Linked DNA regions of Homo sapiens: regions 1 and 2 are each linked to region 3. The links are chromatin loops, found by intact Hi-C in ENCODE. Cell type or tissue: ascending aorta. All regions are shown on one strand.

What was found. Peaks named below come from ENCODE experiments on the same cell type or tissue, not always from the same donor. Only the 100,000 strongest peaks of a DNase experiment are listed, where the experiment ranks them.
Region 1: a loop joins it to region 3, with 6 times the contacts of the local background. A loop is called at or near these places in 28 of 110 quality-filtered maps.
Region 2: it touches region 3 in a loop (4-fold over the local background); 28 of 110 quality-filtered maps call a loop at or near these places.

Annotation. Positions count from the first base shown.
Region 1 is chr14:76,708,438-76,712,437 of GRCh38, reverse strand. LOC105370577 (a long non-coding RNA gene) reads left to right here. Exons shown (of 2, transcript XR_007064273.1): 2 at 1,623-2,008. Among named protein-coding and RNA genes, the nearest start is that of VASH1, 51 kb to the left of the region's middle. In ascending aorta, a CTCF peak has its summit at 2,117 (motif pointing left); no DNase peak of the experiment used is centred here.
Region 2 is chr14:76,700,092-76,704,091 of GRCh38, reverse strand. No RefSeq gene overlaps it. Among named protein-coding and RNA genes, the nearest start is that of VASH1, 59 kb to the left of the region's middle. In ascending aorta, no CTCF peak of the experiment used is centred here; a DNase peak (open chromatin) is centred at 1,881; H3K27ac peaks cover 2,367 bases.
Region 3 is chr14:76,808,903-76,812,902 of GRCh38, reverse strand. ANGEL1 (angel homolog 1) reads left to right here and starts at 21. Exons shown (of 10, transcript NM_015305.4): 1 at 21-139; 2 at 3,260-3,844. The coding sequence starts at 76. RefSeq lists a silencer at 1-383 and enhancers at 1-405, 406-980. In ascending aorta, a CTCF peak has its summit at 1,777 (motif pointing right); DNase peaks (open chromatin) are centred at 412 and 1,712; H3K4me3 peaks cover 2,232 bases; H3K27ac peaks cover 1,036 bases.

The DNA.
Region 1 (4,000 bases), 100 kb after region 3:
TTTGTAGAGATGGGGTCTCACCATGTTGCCCAGGCTGATCTTGAACTCCTGGGCTAAAGTGATCCTCCCGCCTCGGGCTCCCAAAGTGCTGGGATTACAGGCATGAGCCATCACACCCGGACTTGTTCAATACCTTTAAGGCAGCATTTTAAATTTACCATTGGTGGGTTCCTAGGGCTCCCCCCAGCTCTCTTACACTAGGGACAAAGAGGCCATTGTCCTTTTCTGTTCAGCCTCCTGGGTTCAAGTGATTCTCTTGCCTCAGCCTCCCGAGTAGCTGGGATTACAAGCATGGGCCACCACGCCCGGCTAATTTTTTTGTATTTTTAGTGGAGATGGGGTTTCTCCACGTTGGTCAGGCTGGTCTCGAATTCCCGACCTCAAGTGATTCACCCACCTTGGCCTCCCAAAGTGCTGAGATTACAAGCATGAGCCACCGTGCCCGGCCCCTAATCATTTTCTTATAATACTATAATATCTAATTCTATTGGGTCAATGGAGCATATTTATTATGGTTGAACCTTTCCTCTGGTGTTAGACATTGTCTTTTAGTCTCTTTTTTCTTTGCTATTGTAGATAATGCTGAAATTAACATCTTTGGATATACAATTCTCTGCTTCTGAAGAATGAAAAGATAAATAACAGAGCTAAGAAAGGGACTGATGAAACTTACAACAGCAGGTCTCAAATTTTTGGTCTCAGGACCCCTTTATGCTCTTAAAAATGATTGACAGCCTCCAAGAGCTTTTGTTCATGTGAGACATTTTTATATTTGCCTTGCTATATTAGAAATTATAGCTGGGAAAATTCAAATATTTATTAATACATGTAACAATAACTGTAAAAATCCATTGCATGTTAACATAAATTACACATTTTTACCAACAATAGCTATATTTTCTAAAACAAAGACATTTGCAGAGTGGTGTTGTTTTATATTTTTGCAAATCTTTTAAATGTTTGGTCTACAGATTCTCATATCTCCTTCATTCCATCTCTTGTGATTTTTTTTTTTTTGAGATGGAGTCTTGCTTTGTCACCCAGGCTAGAGTGCGATGGCGCAATCTCGGCTCACTGCAACCTCTGCCCCCCGGATTCAAGCGATTCTCCTGCCTCAGCCTCCTGAGTAGCTGGGATTACAGGCGCCTGCCACCAAGCCCAGCTACTTTTTGTATTTTTAGTAGAGACAAGGTTTCACTGTATTGGTCAGGCTAGTCTCGAACTCCTGATCTCAGGTGATCCTCCCACCTCAGCCTCCCAAACTGCTGGGATTACAGGTGTGAGCCACCACGCCTCGCTGACATGTTGTTTTAACTGAAGTCTATGAAAAAAACCTGTCCTTGAATAGATACATAATCGGAGAAGGGAGAGGGTACGCTTAGGGGTCCGACCACACTTTGAGAACCCATGTCCTGCAACATTCCTCGTGCTCTACAGGACACTTCTCTTGTATTACTTTTTGCACTTACAGATTTAGATGATAGAGTGAATCCAACGTCCCCTTTTTTTGAAATCAAGGTCCCAAGAAGCAAGTCCCTTGGCTAAAGTCACCCAGCTGGTTGTAGGGACTCCACTTTACTTCCTTACAACCAACTCGGATGTCTCATTTGTCCTTTTACCAGGCTTTGGTAAGGCTGTGAGAGCACAGAGCTGAATTAGGGATCTTGGACTTCAAGTTACTGACTAGCCCCAGCACTCGCCAAGCTCACAAAGAAGACAGAAACGAGGTAAACATCCAACCATGTTTATGGAAGAGTTCATCTCTCTGTCAGCATTACGTACATGCAGAAAGGTGTAAAAAATCATAACAGCGCTGTTTGCATTTTTCAGAAACGGAACACACCTATATTATGTCTCTTTTTAAGGAGGTTTTTGGGTGGCTTTTGTTTAGAGGCAGAGTAGAATAATAGAAAAACAACCTGGGGTTTACCTTTAGGACTCTCTCTCTCTCTCTTCTGTAAATGTAAGGTTCGGCAAAAAAATTCATTAAACTTTTGTCCACCTTTAACATTCTATGAGTTTTAATGTGTTTGGAAGCTTTGGAAGATTGGATTGCTAGAGTACTGGTCAGGATCATTTCTGTATTTAATAAAATTGGGAGAGCTAGCGAATAAAGCAGGAAGCCTGCCATCTAGTGGCAAATGTGTACATTGCTCTTTTGCTTGGACTCGGGCTGAGTTTTCAGAACCAGAGTCCTTTTCTTCTGGCCCCCACCTTCCTTAATTACAGGGGTTTTAATTGCGCCACAGTTAGACAATACTTAATTGTCTTAGCTACATTGTAATGAGTGAAGGGAATACACTTGTGATTTGGCTGAACGCAGGAGAGAGAGGCCCCTTGCATTCATAGTTAATTGCTTCAAAACTCTGCCTGCGGCTTTGCCATGCCCTCATTCGCACTTTGGGCTAAAATTATAAGGATCCATTAGATACTGTCTCTGCCTCCAGACTTCAGGCTGCAGGGAGGGGGACGCCAGCTGGAGTTTTTTTCTGACAGCTTATTTATTTATTTTTCAGATGGAGTCTCACTCTGTCGCACAGGCTGGAGTGCGACCCTGCAACCTCCGCTCACTGCAACCTCCACCTCCCGGGTTCAAGCGATTCTCCTGCCTCAGCCTCCCGAGTAGCTGGGACTACAGGCGTGCGCCATCACGCCCAGCTAATTTTTGTATTTTTAGTAGAGATGGGGTTTCGCGATGTTGGCCAGGCTGGTCTTGAGCTCCTGACCTCAGGTGATCTGCCCACCTCGGCCTCCCAAAGTGCAGGGATTACAGGCGTGAGCCACCGCACCAAGGGGGATTGGTGGAGCTCTCCCTGCAGCCCACTGATTCTTGGGTGTTTACTGGTGAGATGGGCAGAGGCTCTGGACATGGAGTGGGGCAGGGAGGGGAAGCAGCATCGTGGGCTGGGCTTCGATGGAAGAAGTGGCAGGGTGGCCGGGCACAGTGGCTCACGCCTGTAATCCCAGCGCTTTGGGAGGCCAAGGTGGGCAGATCACCTGAGGTCAGGAGTTCGAGACCAGCCTGGCCAACATGGTGAAACCTTGTCTCTACTAAAAATACAAAAACTAGCCAGACATGGTGGCATGCGCCTGTAGTCCCAGCTACTTGGGAGGCTGTGGCAGGAAAATTGCTTGAACCCAGGAGATGGAGGTTGCAGTGAGTTGAGATCGTGCCACTGCACTCCAGTCTGGGCGACAGAGCAAGACTCCATCTCAAAAAAAAAAAAAAAAAAGAAGAAAAAAAGCAGTGGCAGGGTGGTCTGGAGGCACCGCTGGAGGCGAGTGTGTACGGCGACAGGGGAACCAATGTGGCATTCTGAGGGCTCTTCAAAGTCGCATCCCTTTCATGGTTCCCCACCCAGAGCCTCGTGGTGGTGAATCAGGGAGAGAGAAAAATATCAATAGACAGTCTAGTCCTGGCTGGCAAAGTGTACGGGAAACTGCACAACATGACAGAGGCTTTGGCAGGGGACGCATAAGAGTGGTAGCACCCAGCCTTGAGCCAAGTGGTAGCACCCAACCTTGAGCCCAGGAACCAGTGTACAATGTTATGTGCCCAGGCAAAACTCCTTCTTGAAAAACAAGAATAAAAGGCACCTACAGCTTAGGGGAATAAAATAGAAATTGGTGGATTATAAAATATAAAAGGCTGATAATTACTGGTTTGTTAACTGATTATTAATTTAAAATAATTGGCTGGGCACTGTGGTTCATGCCTGTAATCCTAGCACTTTCGGAGGCCAAAGTGGGTAGATCACCTGAGGCCAGGAGTTCATGACCAGCTTGGCCAACTTGGTGAAACCCCGTCTGTACTAAAAATACAAAAAAATTAGCCAGGCGTGGTGGCATGTGCCTGTAATCCCAGCTACTCAGGAGGCTGAGGCAGGAGAATCACTTGAACCCAGGAGGCAGAGCGCTTGTGAGCCAAGATCGCACCACTGCACTCCAGCCTGGGCAACAGAGCGAGACTTGGTCTCAAATAAAATAGAATAAAAAGTAA
Region 2 (4,000 bases), 110 kb after region 3:
AAAGAGAAAAGGGAAGCAAAGGAAAGAAAAGAAAGAGTGGAGAGAGCCTGGGGTTTTCAAGCCCGCCTAGTGACCCCATCTCCAGGGTATCTGCAGGCTCCTGGAATGAGGGGCTGTGATTGTCAGGACCTTGGTAAATGCCTGTGCATGGTGGCTAAAGGAGACAGGCTCCTTTGGTTCTGAGCAGTGCCTGAGAGAATCATTCTTTTAATATAAAGAATAAGACAAGTTTGCCTGTTATCACTGCTAATGTTGAACATTTTTTGGAAGTCCTTACGAATGAAATAAGAAAAGAAATGAAATAATCTGTATGAGTATTACCAAAGAAGGAAAAATCATATTTTCTTTTTCTGGTCTGGTAGAATTGAAAACCCAGTCTAATAGCAAATTAGTAGAATTAATAACGATTAAAATTAATAATAGAATTTTGTAAAGTGGCTATGTGTAAGATAAATGTACAAAAATCAATAGCTTTTTTCTATACTAACAAATGGAGAGACATTCCATATTCATGGATGAAATGACATAAAAATATAAACTCTTCTAAAGTTAACATATAAATGTAATACCCTTCCAATCAGAATCCCAACGTGTATGTGTTTTCGTGTGCTTAAATCAGGATGCAATGATTTTAATTTGGGAGGCCAAGGTGGGCAGATCACACGAGGTCAGGAGTTTGAGGCCAGCCTGACTAACATGGTGAAACCCTGTCTCTACTAATAATACAAAAATTAGCCAGGTGTGGTGGTAGGTGCCTATAACCCCAGCTACTCAGGAGGCTGAGGCAGGAGAATCACTTGAACCCGGGAGGCGGAGGTTGCAGTGAGCCAAGATCGCACCACTGCACTCCAGCTTGGGCAACAGAGCGAGACTGTGTCTCAAAAAATAAATTAAAAAAATATTTTAAGCACTCATCTTGTTGATTAGGTTGTTTAGATTTTGACATATATGCTTAATTTTTGTCCATTTGACCTGTCTCCTACTGAGAATGGTGCGTTTAATTCTCCCTATAGGTATTTTTCTCTATTTTTCGTTGCTTTCCCTCTAGCATCTGCTTTATATAAGTGTAATGTGTACTATCTCCACCGAAGGACAACCACTATCTTGACTTCTCATCTTGCACATTAATGATTTGCATGTTTTGTCTTTAAATAAATGGAATCACATAGCATGTATGCTTTTTGGTTCTGACTTATTTTATTCAGCGTAATTTTTGTAAGACTCATTCATATTGTTGCATGTAGTTATAGATTGTTCATTCTCAGTGCTGTATTGAATCCCGTTGTGTTTATATGCTACAATTTATTTATCCCATCTACTGTTGATGGACTTGTGGGTAGTTTTGAGTGGTGTGCTATTACAGAGCTGCTACGGGAATTCTTGTGTGTATCCTTTGGTGCATATTTGTATGCATGTCTCCTGGGCATTAACCTAGGAGTGGAGTTGCTGGGTTGCAGGTGGCAATCAACTTTTGATGTCTCACTCTTAAATATGAACAGACAGCCAAGGTCACCCAGCATTTGAGGAATGCCCTCTGCGTAAAATAAAGACACAAGCAAACACACACTCAGCAAACAAACCAACAAATATGAGTGTGCTTAGTCCCAAGGAGCCTCACCCTTTCCCTCGCCTGATACTCCTGTTACCTTCCTCACATGTCGCTATAAGAATAAACATCGTAGTGGCTCCAGTCACCATAGCTGGACTCATAGATTGGATGGGATGTACAGTTGGGTCATCAGACAGGTTTGTCTCATTTCTCCACTTTTGAACCAGACGCTGGCATACTTTTCCTTTTTGGCCTTGGTGTCATACATGGAGACTTTTCTCAGCTTTGGTACACACTGTCCTGGTTACATCCATTACACCACATGCCACGAAGGCAGTGCTGGCTGCAGAGCCAAATGGGCGGTTTCCCAGAGGAGGGACAACTGGGAGGTGGACTTGTTGGTTTTGGCCAAGATGATGTTACTTCTGGCTTCTCCAGTTGGATGTATGACCTAGAGGCCTGATTCATCAAGAGAGAAGTCCAAATCTTGCTAGGAGGAAGAAGTATAGGGAAAATCATGGTTATAAGCTGCATTTGGCTATAGGCTAGTTTGGACCTTGTTGGAGGTAATATTTACCCAGCACATGTTGTTGGAATTGATGCAGTTATAATAAAGCTGGTTCTTGTTCTTGGCCATTAATTCCAGAGCTCTGTCCTGAATTAACAGACCTGTAGAGATTGTGCCACGGAACTGTTTTAATCTGGTGTAGTCTTTGTAAAAAGAATATTTAAGGACTATGGGGAAAGAATCAATGCTTTTCCAATACTGAACCTTTGGCCTGGTTCCAGGGAGGGGTCCTTGCCCCAACCTCCATCTTTGAAGGGATGGTGTAGAGAACAAAAGCGTGGCTGAAGCTGATGATGCCTTCATTAGCACAGGATCCTGAGGGCTGGGAAAGGAATGGATTGAGTCAGAGACACAGTGCCCAGCTGGGGACATGGAGCTGGCCCGTGGTGAGTTCTAAAGGTATGAGGAAGGAAGCCAACCAGTGACCACTCTATCTCGGGTGGAGAAAACTTTGGGAAAGGAAACTCTAAAACTTTACTTTTGGGGTGCCCATTCCCTGGAGTCCCCTCACCTTGGGCTCTTGTTGGGTTATTGTATTAATCTGGCAGGGCTGCTGTAACACGATACCACAGACTGGATGACTTAAACAACAGAAATTTACTCACAGTTCTGGAGGCTAGAAGTCCAAGATCGAGGTGTCAGCAGTTTTGGTTTTTTCCAAGGCCTCTGTCCTTGGCTTGTAGATGGCCTTTCCTCTGTGAGTGAACATCCCTGGTCGCTCTTCCTTTCTTATAAGGACACCAGTCATACTGGAGTAGGGCCCACCACATGATCTCATTTAATCTTAATCATCTCTTTAAAGGCCCTACTTCCAAATTCGGCCATATTCTAAGGTACTGGGGATTAGGACATTAGTGTATAAATGCGAGGGTGACACAATTCAGGCCATACCAGTCATCTGATGAGGAGATGATCTGACCAGGTGATGTGGCACACCGCACAGGCCAGGATTCCTAGATTGCTTGGGTTAAGTTGTTCATGGCCTTGAGTCATGGTCCTGGGGTTCAGGAACAAACCTGCTGATAATGTGTGTTGTGCAGGATCTAAGGTTGGGGGAATGGAGGAAATAACCCACCAAGGAGGTTTCCTGTCCCACCCAAGTCAGATCTTGTCATGTGTTCTTGAGAATTGGACTTGGACTTACTGGAGGCCCAGATTCTGTCACTGCCAGGTGAACGATAAACACGAGGATGAAATGGCATCTAGCTACCTTGCGTCAGATTTCTCTGGACTATGGGATGTTACCTTTTAGAAGTTTAATCTTGGCTTACCTCAATCCAAGTATATTCTCTCTCTCTTTTTTTTTTAAAGACAGATAGGTTTAACACAAAAATAAATATGGTTGTCTCAAAGACTGGAACCCAAAATTTGCTTTCATTTTAAAGATAAAACCTGAGTCTTCAAAAGAACAAAATTTGGTTGAAACCTCTAGAAACTCGGGGGATGTGCTGTTATTCTTTTCTGTCGGAGGCAGCGCCTCTGAGATACTGAGCTCATCCCTGCTGTAGGGTTTTTGCCCCAGCTGTGTCGGCTGCTCCACTTGCTCTTCCTCCAGGTCTTCACGAGGTGAGTCCTCATCACTCAATCTCTGTTAAAATGTCCCTTCCTTCCTGACCACCCAGCAGTGTGGCTCCCCAGGTGCGGCCTTCCGTTTACTTCCTCAGTGGCATTTATCAGTGTCTGATATTTTCATGTGCATTCTTGATTGATTTGTCTTCTCTCTCCCTCTATTAGAAAGTAGGTTCCACCAAAGCAGCCAACAATCTCCCTCTTTTACTGCTGCATTTCAGCACCTAGAACAGTACATGGAGTCAGGCACCCGGCAGGCATTCTCCAATGCTTTGTTGAGTGGATAAGTGAGCAAGTCACTCTGAGTAAGCTGG
Region 3 (4,000 bases):
GCCGGGGGCGGGGCCGAGCTGAGGGAGGACCTGCTGGCTGCAGTGAGGAGCGGAGGCGGGCGCGGGCGGCCGGCCATGATCGCGTCGTGCTTGTGTTACCTGCTGCTGCCGGCCACGCGCCTCTTCCGCGCCCTCTCAGGTACCGGCCAGGCGTACCGACAGACAGGAGCCCGGCCAGGGCTCGCCTCTGCGGGGCTCCGCGGGCCTGGGGCGGCGTGCGGTTGGCCGGGCCTCACGACTACCGTGCCCCGGGCAGTGCCGAGGTGTAGGGAGGCGGTCCTGAGCCCCTGCCCCGCGGGCCCCTCCTGACCCCACGAGGCCTGGACCTGGCCGACGTCCCTCGTGGGCGGCCCCTCCTCCCGCCTGTTGTCAGATGGCGTCCGGCCGCGGTTAAGGTGGAGAGGAGCTGTGGACGGGCAGGGCCCTTTCCTGGCCCTGGGGGTGCAGAGAAATTGTGGGGTCGGCCAAGTCAGCACCCCGGCGGGTCGGGAAGGGGTAGTAGCTCGGACCTAGGCGAGTGCCCAAATTCTCAGCGGGCGAGGCGGGTCGGCTCTGGGAGGTTTATGGCCGAAGTACTGGACGCACCGATCTTCCCCAGGTTAACTTCACACTCGCCTTTCACTGCCACCTGGCAGCTCTCGCTCACCGGTGTCTTTGGTTGAAAAACGGACGTTCAATCAGAGACACATTTAGATCTCAGCTTTGGAGCATTCCTGCCCCCACTCCCGGCGGTTTAGAGGGAGATGTGCTGGGGTGGGGGCAATGCCCAGTCGATACCTCAAAGAGGGGGTGTTTATTTCGTTATTGTTTCATAATTTGTCTGCATTCTCTATTTCTGGGCTTTGAAATTACGGAGGGTTTTATGCGACCATCAGTTTCTGAGATCCCATGGAACTCGCAGACTTTTTGCCTTTAATTTATGGGACAGGACCAAGAAGTACTTAGGAATGAGGGCTCCAATTGTATATTCTGTGGTTTTCCTTTGTGGAACTTTACACAATTGGTACGCAATGTGTGTGTCATTGATAATATATATTTCATATAGAAATATTTTAAATTTTACTGTGTATCTGCCATTAGAATGCAAACTTCAGGAGCGCAGGGCCACGTCCATTTTGTTCGCTGTATCTCTGGTGTTAACACATTGCTTGGTATACAGTAGGCACTCAGTGAATTCAGGAATGTCTTGTGTGTCCATACTTCTGAGGAATGTGGGAAACTCCACAGAAGTAATTGTTTCCAGAGAACTAAACATATTCTTTTAACTATGTTGCTGTTTTTCCTGGAGCTCTTCTAATGCCTTAGTGATACAGTATACTAGTCCAGAGGTTTCCAGACCAGTAGAGTTCTAGGGATCTCAGAGGAGGGCCCCCCCCGCCCCCCCACCTACACATTACAGTAGTCCCACTTATATTTACTTGGCATATTTGGTTTCCAGATAAGATTTTTAAAAAACAAAAGCATTCTGCTGCTGAAAATCCACCACCACCACCACCAAAAGACATCTACCAAAATTGAAAGCTAGTAACTTCGTGCATATGAACCAAAGAACCTCTGCCATCTGGTATACACAGAGGATATTTCAAGGGGCAGATAATCAGGAAGTCCTTGAGGCTAAAGCTCAACGACCCAGCCCATACATAGGTTTAGAGCAGGGTTTCTCAATCTCAGCACTGTTGACGTTTTGGACCGGATCATTTGGTGTGGGTCTGTCCTGTGAATTGTTGGAAGTTCAGCAGCGTCTCTGTCCTCTAACCACTAGATGCCAGTAGCAATGCTGCAGTTGTGACAACAACAGTGTCTCTGAACGTTGCTAAATGTCTTCCGAGGGCAAAATCACCGTGGTTAAAACCATTGTTTAGAAGGACATAAATATACATAGACCCCAAACAAGATATTTGAACCGTCTTTCAATATTTGAGCCACTTTTAAGGTTTCTTCCCTTTAAAAAAAAATTGCCAATAAAATGAGTCTAGTGATTGAGGGCCAGCATCGTGCATGTTACTCGTCCTGTGCTGTAAATAAATGGTTGAGTGTGTGAGTGTAGGAGTTGTTTGCTCTCACCAAAATACTGTGCTCAGAGTTTGGGGGCTCTAATTTTAGAGTTTTTCCCACTTTCTTTCTTGCCTGTTGGCTGTCATTGGTGGCTGCAGTATCAGAGAGATGTCAGCTGTCTCTTACTGTCGATTGTTGGCACCTTGTAATTTATAGCCTCTGATGTGTTGTGGAATGGGAAAGCAGATAATGAAGTTTGTGAAGATTTTATTACAATAAGTAGCTTTGAGAAAAGGCTTAAGGGCCCTTGCTAAGATGTAAATTGTATAGATTTTTGAGACTGTCTACTTTAGGACTTTTTCTTTTGGAATACATTAATAGATTAGGGAATTTATACAGCTAGAAAAGCTCAGAGATTATCTAGTTCAAACTTGTCTCTATTTTTTTAAATTTAAAATTTATTTTTTTCTTTTCTTTTCTTTTTTTTTTTGAGATGAGGTCTCACTTTGTCTCCCAGGCGGGAGTGCAGAAGGGCAGTCATAGCTCACTGCAGCGTCAACCTGGGCTCAAGCAATCCTCTCATTTCAGCCTCCCAAGTAGCTAGGACCATGGGCATGTGCCACCGTACTTGGCTAATTTTTAATTTTTTGTAGAGATGAAGTTTCGTTATGTTGCCCAGGCTGGTCTCTAACTCCTGGCCTCAAGTGATCCTGCTGCCTCTGTCTCTGCCTCCCAAAGTGCTGGGAGCCACCACGCCTGGCCTCTTGTCCCCATTTTACAGTCAAGAGTAACTTCATCTGACTAGGGGCATTGTTCAAGGTCAGTTTTATTAATTTTGGTGCTAGATCATAACCCACAGTTCTGATTAACAGTCAGTTGCTGGTTGCAATGTAATGTGATTCTTAGAACCAAAGAGTTTGTTAATAGTAGTCTTAACTAAGTCATGTAAAAGGAGTGTGGGTATATGTGCCCATCTGTGTTCTAGATTATGTGAGACAGCTGTTCTTTCATGCACTGAATATTTATCAGATCCCTGCCATATAAATTAGTCAACACTTGTAAAGAACAGTGCCTGGCACATAGTGAATACTTTGCCCTGATGATGATGATGATGTTCAGGCATTAAGGTAGGCAGGCTCAGTGATGGTACAATGATGAGCAAGGTGGATATGGGTCTTGCTTTTATTGGGCTTATGTTTTAGCTGGGAGAATAGTGTGGGTTGGATGACAGTCTTATAACCTGGTATTTTGGCTTTCCTCCTAGATGCTTTCTTCACATGTCGAAAAAATGTCCTTCTGGCGAACAGCTCATCCCCCCAGGTAGAGGGCGACTTTGCCATGGCCCCTCGGGGCCCTGAGCAGGAGGAATGTGAGGGCCTGCTGCAGCAGTGGCGAGAAGAAGGGTTGAGCCAGGTGCTCTCAACTGCAAGTGAGGGGCCCCTTATAGATAAAGGACTAGCCCAGAGCAGCCTGGCACTTCTGATGGATAATCCTGGAGAAGAGAATGCTGCTTCAGAGGACAGGTGGTCCAGCAGGCAGCTGAGTGACCTTCGGGCTGCAGAGAACCTGGATGAGCCTTTCCCTGAGATGCTAGGAGAGGAGCCACTGCTGGAGGTGGAGGGGGTGGAGGGCTCCATGTGGGCAGCTATCCCCATGCAGTCGGAGCCCCAGTATGCAGACTGTGCTGCCCTCCCAGTGGGTGCCCTGGCCACAGAGCAGTGGGAAGAGGACCCAGCGGTGTTGGCCTGGAGCATAGCACCTGAGCCTGTGCCCCAGGAAGAGGCTTCCATCTGGCCCTTTGAGGGCCTGGGGCAGTTGCAGCCTCCCGCAGTGGAAATACCATATCATGGTGAGTCTGACAACTGGTTGAGTGAGCCAAGGGAACAGGGTGTCTCAGGTGTGGGCAGAGCCATTGCTAAAGAGAAGATTCTATGGTAGGGAGCTCTGCCACTGCATTCTATTTTTCTAAGAATCTTGGCATGTCAGATCTAGAGGGTCCTTACAG